Regions from separate parts of the Homo sapiens genome. Here region 2 is linked to region 1. A link is a loop called in an ENCODE intact Hi-C map of the cell type or tissue named here. Cell type or tissue: Caco-2. All regions are shown on one strand.

Region 1 (5,000 bases):
TTATAAGAAGATGAAATTAGGGCACAGATAGGCAAGAGGGAAGACCAAGTAAAAACACAGGGAGAAGATGACCATCTCCAAGCCAAGGAGAGACCTCGGAAGAAACCAACCCTTTCAACACCTTGATCTCAGACTTCTAGCCTCCAGAACTGTGAGAAAATGAAATTCTATTGTTTCAGCCTCCCAGTCTGTGATGCTTTGTTATGGCAGCTCCAGCAAACTAATGCACACACTAAAACGTTAAATAGCCTTGTGTCAATTCCGGTCTGGTTCTATCCCCAAATATGTTATGAAAAAACTGTGTTTTCAGAGATTTCTTGGTCTTAGCAGAGAACGAAGTGGGCCTGTACTGTCTGTGGATCATAGACAAATTACTTAACCCTGCCAAGAGCCTGGAGTCACAAACCTTTTCCAAGAGCACACAGCAACCTGTGAGTCCCTTTCGTCCTCCCAAAGCTCTGTTACAGCCTGGCTGCGCAAGTTTCTAGGTTGCTCTATAAACAGGCTTCAGATGAATACAAAGTCGGCCAATGAAATAATTCCTGTTATACAAGGTCCCTCTGCAAGGAAATCCTGAATTAGCTTCCCACCAGGTCCTCTAAGTTGGCTAAATGCTTCAGATTCTTTGAATGCTGTAGCCTTATGACTCCTTCCATTGTGGCACCATTCGGGTAACTGACATTCTCCTGCCTCGCTGCCCTACTAACATTTTTGTTTGATTTCTACAGTGAATCAAAAAGGTGAGGAGGGGGGAATCACCTCCGAGGTTCTGTCAGGTAAAAGCCACATATGTGTCTATGTAAGGGAAAACTAAAGGATTTGTAAATAGTTTTATTTAACAACCAGCTGTCTTTACCACACTTTTCCAAATCTTTGATCAGGGCAGGCAGCCAGTAGCAAAATTTGATAGTTTATTATTCAGTAGTGAAAAAGCAGCTCCATTTCTAAGCCTTTTTAACAGTAAGTGACATTTTTATTTCCAGAATCCTTTCTTTGGCACCCACTGGCTTTGTTTAAGTTTCTTGAGTTTTCTTTAACTGAATGATCAGCCCCTTCATGAACTTCTACTTTGCATGTTCTTCACTAAGTGACAGAAAACCTTACTTTCAAAGACCAGACTATTTCCTATTACACACTCATATGACAAAAAGCAATACAAATAGTGACAGTGATGATAATAATGACAGAAGCTAGTGCTTACACTTCCTCAGACCAGACATTCTTACATATGTCACTTAATAATCAGCAGTCTGTTGCTGTTGTTGGTATCAAGCTCTTTTCATGGATGAGAATGCAGAGGTAAACTATGTTGTCTAAGGTCACATGCTAACAAATGGAAGAAGTGGAACTTGAACCCAAGCAGCCTGGCTATAGAGTTCAGTCCAAAGCTCTTAGTCAACTACTCTGCACCCATTCAGCTGTTCACTATTTCCAGAGGCTAAACATGGATCATCACAGTTCCAATGAGGAATATTACTCTCAGCGCAGGCAGACCTTTCAAATGTCCTATTTTGTTCTTAGAGTAAATCGTGTTAACAATGTGGTTACTGGAAAGAGCATTGGATCCCAAAATTAAAAACACCAAAGGTCTGGTTTCACTGTCTTGTGACCTTGGAAAATCACTTATATACACACAAAAAAAGTTAAAGTCAGAAAAATCAGGGGCACAGTTGTGGAGTGAACGTAGACGCCTGCATCAGAGATCTGTTACTGCACATAAGCCCCATGCAAATCACCTAAGATCTGTGTGGCAGAGGGAAAAATCTGCCCCCCACCCCCGAATATATGCCCACAATCCTCATCACTGGAACCTGTGGATGTGACCTTGTGTGAAAAAAGGGTCTTTGCAGATGCAATGAAGGATCTCAAGATGAGGAGATCATTCTAGGTTATCTGAGTAGGCTATAAATCTAAAAGCAAGTGTTGTTATAACACACAAGGAGAGACACGCAGACAAGAGGAGGAGGCAATGTGACCATGGAGGAGGAGGCTGGAGTGAGACACAAGCCAAGGAAGGCTGACAGCCACCAGAAACTGGAAGAAACAAAGAATGCAATCTCCCTTGGAGCCTCTGGAGGGAGCACAGCCCTGCCAACACTCTAAACTTCAGACTTCTGGGCTCCCAAACTGTGAGAGAATAAATTCCTGTTATTTTAAGCCACCTGGTTTGTGGTAAATTGTTACAGCAGCCACAGCAAACTAATATAACGGGCATTGTAAAAAATGACCTGACCATCAAAGGGTTGGCAGGGGCCACATGCAGTTTACTCTAACATCCACATAAGTTTGAATATGCCCATTTTACAAGAAAGAAAATGAACTCTTAGAGAATGTATCCCTCCAGTTTACTTCAGAAGGGGAATATGAAAAATCAAATTAGATAATACAAAACAGATCTTTGAAATTGTGAAATTCTATGTCATAAAAGCTATGATGATGATGATGATGAAGACGATGATTACAATCATGATGATTTTTATGATACAGGATGGGGAAAAGCATGCTTTCATGGATCAAATATTAGATGCAATAGACAGAAAAATTACTGAACAATTATTTCTAGTTTCCAAAAAATACAATATCATACAAATAATAAAATATAATTAAATCTTTTCGATGATTCAGAAGAGTGAGTCAGTTCCTCAGTTTGCATTATGAGTATTAATTATTATTGCCTTGGCAAAGCAATTTAAAGAACTTTCCTCTTTTTAAAAAATTTTAATTTCTATTTTTGTTCTTTAAGTTTCGGGGTACATGTGCAGGATGTGCATGTTTGTTACATAGGTAAATGTGCGCCATGGTGGTTTGCTGCACCTAACGACCTATCACCTAGGTGTTCAGCCCAGTATGCGTTAGCTCTTTTCCCTAATGTTCTCCTCCCTTGCCCTTCCCTGACAGGCCCCAGTGAGTGTTGTTCCCCTCCCTGTGTCCAAGTGTTCTCATTGATCAGCTCCCACTTATAAGTGAAAACACGTGGTGTTTGATTTTCTGTTCCTGCATTCGTTTGCTGAGGATAATGGCTTCCAGCTCCATCCATGTCCCTGCAAAGGACATGATCTCATTCCTTTTTATGGCTGCATAGTATTCCATGGTGTATATATACCACATTTTCTTTATCCAGTCTATCATTGATGGGCATTTGGGTTGATTCCATGTCTTTGCTATTGTGAATAGTGCTGCAATGAATATTCACGTACATGTACCTTTATAATAGAATGGTTTATATTCTTTTGGGTATATACCCAATAATGAGATTGCTGGGTCAAATGGTACTTCTGGTTCTAAATCTTTGAGAAATTGCCACACTGGTTGAGAACTAATTTACATTCCCACCAACAGTGTAAAAGTGTTCTTATTTCTCTGTAAGCTCAACAGCATCTGTTGTTTCTTGACTTTTTAATAATCACCATTATGACTGGCATGAGACGGTATCTCATTGTGGTTTTCATTTGCATTTCTCTAATGATCAGTGATGTTGAGCTTTTTTTCATGTTTGTTGGCTGCATGTATGACATTTTTTGAGAAGTATCTGTTCATATCCTTTGCCCACTTTTTAATGGGGTTGTTTCTTTTCTTGTAAATTTGCTTAAGTTCCTTGTAGATTCTGGATATTAGACCTTAGATGGATAGATAGCAAAATTTTTCTCTCAATTCTGTAGGTTATCTATTTGCTCTAATGATAGTTTTGTTTGCTCTACAGAAGCTTAAAGAGCTTTTCATTAGGACTCGAAACTATTTATGGAGTGCCTACAATGTGTCAAGTATAGAACCACTGCATCCATTAGCATTACCTGACACAAATCAACTTTCAGTTTTCTTTTAAGGCTCTCAATATGTGATCAAAAAAAGGAGGAACCCAAATGGGCAATGCCTTTTCTGACAGCACTGATATTATTCCCTAATCTAACCAAAGAGTCCACTTTTCAAGCGTCATTAAACACAGAATTATAACAGTTCTTGGGAAGACGTTATTCAGGCACTTTATCCAACATCACACAGGCAAGCAAGGAGTGAAGTCCACTCTTCTGAAATTTCCTTTATCATTTGGACATTGAAAGTTTTCACCGAGATTTAGACTTTTTTTTTTTTTTTTTTTTTTGGTGAGACGGAGTCTTGCTCTGTCTCCCAGGCTGGAGTGCAGTGTCACAATCTCGGTTCACTGCAACCTCTGCTCCTGGGTTCAAGTGATTCTCCTGCCTCAAGCCTCCTGAGTAGTTGGGATTATAGGCGTGCACCACCACACCTGGTTAATTTTTGTATTTTTAGTAGAGATGACGTTTCACCATGTTGGTCAGGCTGGTCTTCAACTCCCAACCTCATGATCCGCCCACCACAGCCTCCCAAAGTGCTGGGATTATAGGCGTGAGCCACCGTGCCCAGCCTAGACCTTCTTAAACATTCTCACTCTAATCAGTATCGAACAGCCATGCCATGAGTTCAGCCATGCCCCAGTCTCCACCACACTAGCTGCTCTCATTTTCAGTATCTATTGACCCTCATATTTGAGTCTGTGACCTGTCAGTAGGACACAGCACAAGCTTGAAAGGAAAACCAAAATGAAGACCATTGGTGAAACTAAAAGGAAAGTCAGACCTAAAAGGATTGCTTGGAAAAGTACAGTGAAACAGAAGTAAAGGATCTTTTCTAATCCTTATTGTTGAACTAGAAGACAGGCAAAACAAAGTAGTAATGGGGACTTTTGTGCTCATTTGTAACTACTTGTTCTTGTCATTACGTTTCTGGGCTTTTGTTCCTATCACTGTACTTGTCATATTGCTTGTATGACATCAATGGGTTGGTCTTCATTAGATTGAGATTTCCTTGAAGGTAGTCTTATTTGTGTCTTCATTTTTACCAGAAGGTATGCTTTCTATAAATATTTATTTATTGAATGAATGAATGAATGAATGAAGTGAGTTCTATGTAAGCACTGAAGAAGGGCACCTAACAACAACTCAGCCAATAAGGGCAATAGGCAGAGGTGATGTTGCCTGAACTAA
Region 2 (5,000 bases), 100 kb after region 1:
TGGTGTAGTGGGGCACACCCTACTACCTATAGCAAACTTCCCATAGGGCAGAATATTAGCTTGGCATGAGATGGCTTATCACCTAGTTATTCTAGGCATGGTGGGGTAGTCACAACCAGTAAACCTTCTAATGTACTCTCTTTCCAGGAACGCATAGACAAGGTAAAGAGGACAAGTCTATTATAAGCTTAAATACTTAATAACTTAGTGGGGTAAAGATTTAATACCAGCATCTTGCCAGCAGAAGTTAAAAATGGACAGAAAGAGCCACAAAGAAACAACAGGAACCCCCGCTACCCCCACCACACACACACACACACACACACACACACACACACACACACATCAGAATTTTGCCTACTACAGAATGCAATTCTACAAATCACATAAAAGCTGCAAAGGAGTAAGTTTTCAGTAAACGTTGTCAAAAATTAAAAGCAACGCTATAAAGGTATTGTAAAAAAAAACACACACACACACATACAAGGGAAAGAAAGACACTAGGAAGTTGGGTGATGACTGACTCACAAAAATGTCTTATAGAAACATCAGCATGAAGAGAAACTACATCTTAACCAAAACCATCTGATGGCTGAACTCTAGGTGCCTTGTAAACAGGATCTTTGCCTTTATTTTTCTCTCAGCAGCTGACTGCAATTTTGGTGGTTTAAATAAAATCTGGATTTTTTTTCTACAGATGAAACTTATATGTTTGATGTTTAAATTTCTGTAATTTTTCTTTAGCCATATAAGGTTCTGGTGATATGAACACAAGTTATACTATACGCGCACGCACACGCACACACACACACACACACACACACACACACACATTGATGTATATTCATATGTCCAGATTTTGGGACAGGGAACATACTTTCTGATGATATAAAGCATAATCTTTCTTAGGGAAAATTTGTTGTTTTGATACATTAATCTTTTCAGTTGGTATCTCAGCTAGAAAACAAAGGAAGTTAAGCCTGATTTAGCTATATTAGATTTTAAATCTGCTGAATTCACCAAAGTTTACCCTGAGCCCAGCAAAGTGTTTAATACATAATAGGCACCAAGCAAATGTCTGTTAAATGAATTAATATAGTAAAACCAATCAGCAAACCTATCATTAAAACTGAAGTTTTACCTTAATTATCTGTATAAACTAAAATAACTTCCATTGTAATATTGCTAGTTATAAGCTAATAAAGATCTACTCAGATTTTAAAAATATGTTTGGATTTCACACTCCTCTCCCCAGTAGCAGCCAAGTCTCTGTCAATAATCATATAGTGACATTTCAAGTCCTCATGTCTTAAGCTAACAAATAAAACCAGGGGGCTAAGAAGCAAATTTATGAAGTATTATTTGAAGAATACTTAAATGATTGCCTAAAAGTATTTTTCCTTCGCCAATTTACCATTGGATGATCTGAAATTGCCACCATCAATCATGCATTGGATGCAAAACATTCAAAGGTTCTGGTAAAAGGCAAATATGTTACAGGTACCATCTGAATTTCCTTAGACCTTAAAAATGTGGGTTAAAATGAAGTTTTATTTAATGGAATAATTTAAATGTTTATAGTCGGTATAACCATTTGTGTTTGACAGGCCTTCAGGCCTTCAGCCTTTCCCACCCCACTACTCACCCTGATCCCTTCAAAAACTTTTTTCCAATATTTCTGAGTCTGAAACAGGCTGCTAAATAATCCCATTCCTGCTGGCTCCTGTGATGACCTCAGCTTGGCTTAGCCATCATTCCTGCAAGTACCCCAGTTCCTCATAGGGCTCTCCAGAAATCAAATCTATGCAAGAAAGATTTGTCACAAGAAAGAAATCTTACTTCCATTTTGCTTTGGAGAGATTCTCAAGCATGGTCACTTAGGTCCCAGTACTTTACACAGTTCTCTATCTCTCTCTCTTCTCACCCCTAACCTCCCTTAAAATTTTAGAGTTCCTCTGCTCTCCGCAAAACTCAGATATGTTCCATTAGGGCAGGGAGACAGCTCTAGGTGCCTGAAACCATGGCACATGCTGGCTCAGCACCCCCTGACAGGCAAGGCCCTATGCTGAGAGCTTATCCAACCTGGCTCCTTCTTCTCCCAGGACATTCCTCAGTGTTTGTGCAAACATGCTTCTGGCAAGCACAAGATAAAAATGTGCCAAGTATGCCTGAATTTCAGTCTCAGTTGAGACCACTTCCACATATGGAAAGATGAAAAGATAAATATTAGCACAGTATCATCTACAAACATCTTCATGAAAATTAGATTCTGAGATCAGTTGATCCTGCAACAGATAGCAGATCTCTGAATGACAGGACAAATGTGATTTGATGAAAGGGACAAAGGGGAAAGAGACATAAAGGTTAAAAAATTCAGAATCTGGAGGTCGTTCCCAGGGTGATAAGCCCAGGAGCCAGGTGCCTTAAGGGTGAATGGCCAAGGGCACCTGAGGATATGGGTACAAGGGCAGGGGACACTTGGGTGAAAGGAGGTGAAATGGGAATGAAAAGTCACCAGAGATAAACTCAGCCAGGTCTCAGTGTTTCTGAAACTGTCTTGGAAACAAATAATTATCTTTTCCAGTGAAATTCCAGTGAGTTTCTGAAACTCAGTCTTGGAAATAAATAATTATCTTTTCCAGTGAAATTCCATACAAAAGTTTGATTTCACAAATTTGTCATTGATCTTCCCTGTAACTGGCTCTACTCCATCGTTACCCAGTCATAACTTCAGTCTATGTGACACCAAACATCCAGCCAATTCAGCCGTAATCAAAACTCCAGTTAACCAGCCAGCTGTTGTCTGTACATAATGCCAAGCAATCAACTGGACTAACTTCATGCCTGGGTTGATGGGAAAGACCAGATGTTTCAGCATTATGTAAATGCTAAGTGCCACTTGAAAACAGGAGTGTTCGCTGTCATTTTGCATACAATCTTAGAATGAGCACTTGCACTTTTCTCATAAGTAGGACATTAGCCCAACCAAGATCTCAGAGATACGCATACACAAACACAGGTACACATGCACACTGAAAATGCCTCAGTGCATGTGGGCATGTAAAAACATGTCAGAGGTGCAGGGGCAGTAAGTTAATTCATACAATCTCAACTTTATAAAATGTACTCAATGCGCCTGTCCCTGCCAGTCTGTGCTCTTCCCTGCCTTGCCCTGCTCTGCTCTCCATCTCAGGGAACGACTCTTCCAGGCTCTTTCGCCCTCTGGCTTCAGCATATTGGAGGCACAGCTAGAAGATGAAGGGCACAAGGAAGGGCATGACAAATGAATTTTCTCCCTTCTCTCTCTCTCTCCTTTGATGTCTCCAGAAGCTGCACCTCCTTCCAGGTTATCTTTACTTCCACAGTTCTGGTTCCCATCCAAAAGCCCTCTCTCTGGTCCCTAAACTCCCTCTCCATCATCTGTGAAATCTATTTCCTGGACTAAATTTCATTTGCTGAAAGACCTAGAGTGCCTTATTTTTCTGGCTGGACCCTGACTGATACACAGGATAATCTGGCAAAGCAAAGTACTTCTCATCCTAGGGTTTCAAGGGCAGCCTGAGGCCTATTAAAGAGCAGCTCGAGTGCTGAGCCAATGAAGGATGTGAGCAGAGTTCTTCTCCTCCTCTTCCTTGGTTCTCCCTATCAAGTCTTCTTTCCTACTAGTTAGTAGGAGAATAAATAAGTAAAAATGATTTAGTGCTTGCTTTGGCAACACATATTCTAAAATTGGAACAATACAGAGAAGATCAGCATGTCCATGTGCAAGAATGACATGCAAATCTGTGAACACGCTATACATTTTTTTACTATCCATGTATCTTATAAAATCATGTTGTATACCTTAAATATACACAACAGAATTTATTTTTTAAGTGATTTATCAAACACAACTCCCACCGTTTCCTCCAGTGATTCCTATGAGACAGAACCCCAAATCAAATGTTCAGAACACTTTTCAAAATCAGCAAGCAATCCTGTCTTCCTGCCTCCACTCTGTATGTCTGCCAATGGACAATGTAAAATGATTTTATCATTTCTTCTTTTGTGGGCTAGGATGCAGCAACTTCTTCAGATGGCCCCCTAAACAGTAACTCAGAGTTGATAGCTTTTCAATTTTAAGTCAAAAGTCATTTCAACAGTGTTATTTATAAGTTTAAGATATTGTTAAATCTTTTGAAAACAATCTTATATCAATTTTGTCAGAAGTTTCATCAGACCACTTTAACAAATTACATTCACACATTCCCTTAGCATTCACACTGATGAAGACAAAAGAAAACAGGAACATCAAGGTAAAGTAGATTTCACTGAATGTAGGAGAAATCATTAACATGGAAGAAAGCAAATGGAATGAATTCCTTATACATACGTTTTCTGAGTACTTAGGTACAGGCTCTGTGCTGTTTACTTACAATACACGAGTTCAAAAATGATAGTTCCTGCTTAAGAAAGGAGCTCACACCTGTGAACTGAGAATTGCACTTTATAAAAGTATCATTTCTTTGTCAGTAACTGATCTGTCTTGTAAAATAGCATGAAATACAGCTAAAAATAAAGGGGAAAAAACCATACTCACCTCTAATTCTGGCATACAGTCAACTATCATTAACATATTGGTATATATTATTCCAGACTCATCTCTATGCATGCAAATAATATGAATATTTGTACATATTTATATTTTTACATAAATTGGAGCATGTTATTCCAATTGTTTTATATTAGCAATATTTTATGAACATTTTTCCATATTAACATACATTCTACCTAATCTTTATACTATATCTTATTGTATGGAGTGTGTATATGTCTTATTGCTAGTAATCTAGATACTGTCCAATGTACTTGAATTATAAATAATATTGCAATGTTATTTGTAGAAGTGCAAAACTATATGTGCAAGGTTACATTGCACCAAGAGCAGAAGTATATATGCAAGGTTACTATATGTGTGAAACTGTGCATAGTTTTACACTTGTAAAAATATTTTTATATAA

Evidence for each region. A loop is a pair of places that touch in the nucleus more often than their neighbours do. Peaks named below come from ENCODE experiments on the same cell type or tissue, not always from the same donor. Only the 100,000 strongest peaks of a DNase experiment are listed, where the experiment ranks them.
Region 2: a loop joins it to region 1, with 3 times the contacts of the local background. A loop is called at or near these places in 5 of 110 quality-filtered maps.

What each region holds. Positions count from the first base shown.
Region 1 is chr2:149,712,467-149,717,466 of GRCh38, reverse strand. All of the region lies in intron 1 of MMADHC-DT (MMADHC divergent transcript), which reads right to left. Among named protein-coding and RNA genes, the nearest start is that of MMADHC, 130 kb to the right of the region's middle. In Caco-2, a CTCF peak has its summit at 2,082; a DNase peak (open chromatin) is centred at 2,065.
Region 2 is chr2:149,609,474-149,614,473 of GRCh38, reverse strand. All of the region lies in intron 1 of MMADHC-DT (MMADHC divergent transcript), which reads right to left. It also overlaps the pseudogene RNU6-601P. Among named protein-coding and RNA genes, the nearest start is that of MMADHC, 24 kb to the right of the region's middle. In Caco-2, no CTCF peak of the experiment used is centred here; a DNase peak (open chromatin) is centred at 2,083.